Regions from separate parts of the Homo sapiens genome. Here region 1 is linked to region 2. A link is an interaction called in ENCODE POLR2A ChIA-PET data of the cell type or tissue named here. Cell type or tissue: PC-9. All regions are shown on one strand.

Region 1 (2,500 bases), 81 kb after region 2:
AAGATCTAATATCCAGAGTCTACAAGGTACTTAAACAAATTTACAAGAGAAAAACAACCCCATCAAAAAGTGGGCAAAGGATGATGTGAACAGACACTTCTCAAAAGAAGACATTTATGTGGCCAACAAACATATGGAAAAAAGCTCATCATCACTGGCCATTAGAGAAATGCAAATGAAAACCACAATGAGATGCCATCTCCTGCCTGTTAGAATGGTAATCGTTAAAATGTCTGGAAACAACAGATGCTGGTGAGGATGTGGAGAAATAGGAATGCTTTTACGGTGTTGGTAGGAGTGTAAATTAGTTCAGCCATTGTGGAAGACAGTGTGGCGATTCCTGAAGGATCTAGAACTAGAAATACCATTTGACCCAGCAATCCCATTACTGGGTACATACCCAAAGGATTGTAAATCATTCTACCATAAAGACACATGCACACGTATGTTTATTGTAGCACTATTTACAATAAGCAAAGACTTGTAACCAACCCAAATGCCCATCAATGACAGAGTGGATAAAGAAAATGTGGCACATATACACTATGGAATACTATGCAGCCCTAGAAAAGAATGAGTTCATGTCCTTTGCAGGGACATGGATGAAGCTGGAAACAATCACCCTCAAAAAACTAACACAGGAACAGAAAACCAAACACTGCATGTTCTCAATCATAAGTGGGAGTTGAACCATGAGAACACATGGACACAGGGAGGGGACCATCACACACTGGAGCCTGTCAGGGGGTGGGGGCAAGAGGAGGGAGAGCATTAAGACAAATACCTGATGCATGTGGAGCTTAAAACTTATGTGACGGGTTGATAGGTGCAGGAAAACACCATGGCACCTGTATACCTGTGTAACAAAGCTGCATGTTCAGCACATGTATCCCAGAACTTAAAGTAAAATGAAAAAAAAAAAAAGATATTCCAAGATTCTTCCAAGATGGCTAAATAGGAACAGATCTGGTCTGCAGCTCCCAGCAAGATTGACACAGAAGACGGGTGATTTCTGCATTTCCAACTGAAGTACGTGGTTCATCTCATTGGGACTGGTTGGATGGTGGGTGCAGCCCACGGAGGGTGAGCTGAAGCAGGGCAGGGTGTCGCCTCACCCAGGAAGCACAAGAGGCCAGGGATTTCCCGTTCCTAGTCAAGGGAAGCTGTGACAGTCTATACCTGGAGAATTGGTACACTCCTGCTCAAATACTGTGCTTTTCCCATGGTCTTCACAACTGGCAGACCAGGAAATTCCCTTCCATGCCTGGCTCGCCAGGTCCCACTCCCACGGAGCCTTGTTCACTGTTAGCGCAGCAGTCTGTGATCAACCTGCGACACTGCAGCTTGGCGTGGGGAGGGGGTGTCTGCCATTGCTGAGGCTTGAATAGGCGGTTTGGTGCTCACAGCGTAAACAAAGAGCCTGGGAAGCTTGAACTGGGTGGAGCCCACTGCAGCTCAGCAAGGCCTACTGCCTCTCTAGATTCCACCTCTGTGGGCAGGGCATATCAGAACAAAAGGCAGCAGACAGCTTCCGAAGACCTAAACATTCCGGTCTGACAGCTCTGAAGAGAGCAGTAGTTCTCCCGGCACAGCGTTCAAGCTTTGAGAATGGACAGACTGCCTCCTCAAGTGGGTCCCTGACCCCCGTGTAGCCTGACTGGGAGATACCTCCCAATAGGGGCAACAGACACCTCATAGAGACAGGGGGCCCCTCTGGGACAAAGCTTCCAGAGGAAGGATCAGGCAGCAATATTTACTGTTCTGCAGCCTCTGCTAGTGACACCCAGGCAAATAAGGTCTGGAGTGGACCTCCAGAAAACTCCAACAGACCTGCAGCTGAGGGGCCTGACTGTTAGAATGAAAACTAACAAACAGAAAGAAATAGCATCAACATCAACAAAAAGCACATCCACACCAAAACCCCATCTGTAGGTTACCAACGTCAAAGACCAAAGGTAGATAAAACAACAAAGATGGGGAGAAACCAGAGCAGAAAAGCTGAAAATTCCAAAAAACAGCACACCTCTTCTCCTCCAAAGGATCACAGCTCCTCGCCAGCAAGGGAACAAAACTGGATGGAGAACGAGTTTGATGAGTTGACAGAAGTAGGCTTCAGAAGGTCGGTAATAACAAACTTCTCTGAGCTAAAGGAGCATGTTCTAACCCATCTCAAGGAAGCTAAAAACCTCGAAAAAAGGTTAGATGAGTGGCTAACTAGAATAAACAGTTTAGAGAAGGCCTTAAATGACTTGATGGAGCTGAAAACCACAGCACGAGAACTTTGTGACGCATGCACAAGCTTCAATAGCTGATTTGACCAAGTGGAAGAAAGGATATCAGTGATCGAAGATCAAATTAATGAAATAAAGCAAGAAGAGAAGATTAGAGAAAAAAGAGTGAAGAGAAAAGAACAAAGCCTCCAAGAAATATGGGGCTATGTGAAAAGAACAAATCTACATCTGATTGGTGTTCCTGAAAGTGACGGGGAGAATGGATCCAA
Region 2 (2,500 bases):
GGATGAGGGCCACAGAAAGTTTCACAGAGACTTCTGAGATGTTAAACCTGAAGGCAAAAGGTCAAGAGAGACAAGAAAGCATTCCAGGCATAGTGTAAAAAGAAAAGAAAAAAATGGGGGATTTCTCAAGGGTGAAGTACAAGTGAGGAATCAGCAGATGATGCTGGACAGACGAGGGGAAACACAGTTGTAAAGTCCTGTGTATATGATGCTGAAGAGTTTTAACCACGAAAGTGATTTGGTAGTGGGAAGGATAAAATGGTTTTCACTGACTATTTTCTCAAAGAAGAGTGAAGCAAAGAAATCAGCAGAGTGGAGAGGAGGAAGGGATTCCCAAAGTTAAGGCAAGAGAAAACACAAAAGAGCTCTTTTGGAAAATGACAGAGACTTGAGTAAAAAACACTGAGAGTGCCTGGCAGCACTATGTACTCATTAAGGTTATGTGATGTTAGCTTCAAAGTTCAGTCTGAATGGTTGTCTGATATTCTCTATATGGTTCAGGTGCTCGGATGCAGATTGGTAGATAGTCGGGTTTAACTGGGTTGGGCATTTTGCTGAGCAAGTATTATGCAGAGAGCGCAGGTCTGGGAGTTAAAGGTCCTTGCAAGCAAATGCTTACAGGACTAGAAAAACTAAGCTGAAGAAGGAAAGAAGTAAAGCCATGTGGAAGGTCATATTTAAAAAGTGGTAGGGTCAATGAACAGAGAAGCTCTCGATGGTTTCAAGACAGCGTCTGGATATTAAAGTTAGCAAGCCACAAGCCACCAGTAGTGGTCAGGGAGTAGGAGACTATAGAGGTTTAGATTTTGGGGTAATGAAACAATTGTTGGCCTTGAAAACAACAAGGAAATGAGCAACAGGCTGAATTTTCAAAAAGTAATCCAAACAATTATGGAGAAGAAACTGAGTCAGATGCCACTGTTATCAGAAAGGAGGCATAAAGGAAGTTGATGGACCAGAGCAAGCAGGGGGATTAGTGGTGGGTAAAAGTCTCATGACCTGGACTTTCAAGGTGCCGAGGTTTTGGAAGGAGAAAAGAGGAGGAATGGTGTGGAAGCAGCAGTGAGAAACAAGACAACCTCTGCCGAACAGCCTTTAAGTCTTGAGGAATGTGAGTATGCAGGGATATGGGTAAAAAGCCTCCCTTAGAGAAGGCAGCAGAGGAAGTTGTGTCTTTAGAAAACAAGTTTTAATTACAACACGGTGAAAAGTTCAGAAAAGAGGGACATCATAGAAGGGATAATCAGTATATCAGTTGTGCCTTTTTATTTCCCACAGCATCTGCGAAATGCAGAGTATTAAATACCTGTCAATATGAATGATCAATTAATATTTACTTGGCATCAACAGGCTATAATGCCACATGGTATTCCACCAAGCTTTTGTTACTGTGTTCTCTCACTTTAATCACTATTGGCAGTTGAGTTACAGGAACACTGAAAATGGTGTTTTAAATTCCAAAAGAAAAGGGCAAAATTTTATAAGAAAATGTTAAAGGAAACTTTTAAGTTCCATTTGGAAGTTTAATTTAGCCTTTTAAGAAATTTTAGCCCACATTTTAGAGCTTTAAATTCTTTAGTCATGGTTCCTTCCTTTCACAGGTATCTCATACTTCTCTGAACTCCTACAGCAGTGAAAAGGCTTTACCATGTGACTTCATGTGTCGTAACAAATGCCATCTTATTTGCCAGGGCTTTACTTTTTCGTATGTTAGCTTCCACTCTCTGACTATACAGTCATTTTCTTGGGGTCAAAGTAGGCACTTAAGAGTTTCTTAATGATTTGGTCTGGGAATGCCTACATGAGTCATATAATTCTAAGGCAGAGACAAACTGTCTACAGTACCAGGTATTATTTGCTACTATACAAGATCTTTAGAAGAATAATGAACTGGGGTTTTAAAAAATACTTTGAAATTATTTTAACTATTCTTCAAGAGAAGCCCTTATACGGGAAACAAAGAAAGCAAAATTATTTATTTAGCCAAAATAATATGCCCAAACAAAATAAATAAATAAATCCTGTGTTTTACCTCGATAGTAGGCCTTTGTAATTGCATCAAATTCCTCCTGACCTGCAGTGTCCCATAACATTAGTCTGACATCTTCATCATTAACTCTAAAACAAGAGATGAATTTATTTCATATGTAAAGGAAAATGTTTTTGGTAATATAGCTTTGTGTATATTTTTCATTTTCAAATCCAAAGATATTAAAACTACAAATGCTCCTTGACTTATGATGGGTTGTCCCAATAAACCTACTGGGGGTTACATCCTGGTAAGCCCATTGTAAGCTGAAAATTAGGAGTCAAAAATGCATTTAACACCCCATTAAACCACTGTAAATTCAAAAAACTCATAAGCTGAACTATTATAAATCCTTATGCTCCTCAACTTACGATGGGGCTATGTCTCAAAAAACCCATGCTAAAGTTGAAAAACTGTAAGTCAAACCTTCCTGAGTCAGAGACCACATGTACACTGTCAGTTTCACCCTGA

What was found. Peaks named below come from ENCODE experiments on the same cell type or tissue, not always from the same donor. Only the 100,000 strongest peaks of a DNase experiment are listed, where the experiment ranks them.
Region 1: POLR2A ChIA-PET joins it to region 2 with 5 read pairs; 2 of 35 experiments call an interaction of 5 or more read pairs at or near these places.

Annotation. Positions count from the first base shown.
Region 1 is chr6:57,286,866-57,289,365 of GRCh38, forward strand. It overlaps a transcript of PRIM2 not described here. Among named protein-coding and RNA genes, the nearest start is that of LINC03001, 25 kb to the left of the region's middle. In PC-9, no CTCF peak of the experiment used is centred here; a DNase peak (open chromatin) is centred at 1,556.
Region 2 is chr6:57,205,596-57,208,095 of GRCh38, forward strand. It overlaps RAB23 (RAB23, member RAS oncogene family), which reads right to left. Exons shown (of 7, transcript NM_016277.5): 3 at 2,033-2,118. Among named protein-coding and RNA genes, the nearest start is that of RAB23, 15 kb to the right of the region's middle. In PC-9, no CTCF peak of the experiment used is centred here; no DNase peak of the experiment used is centred here.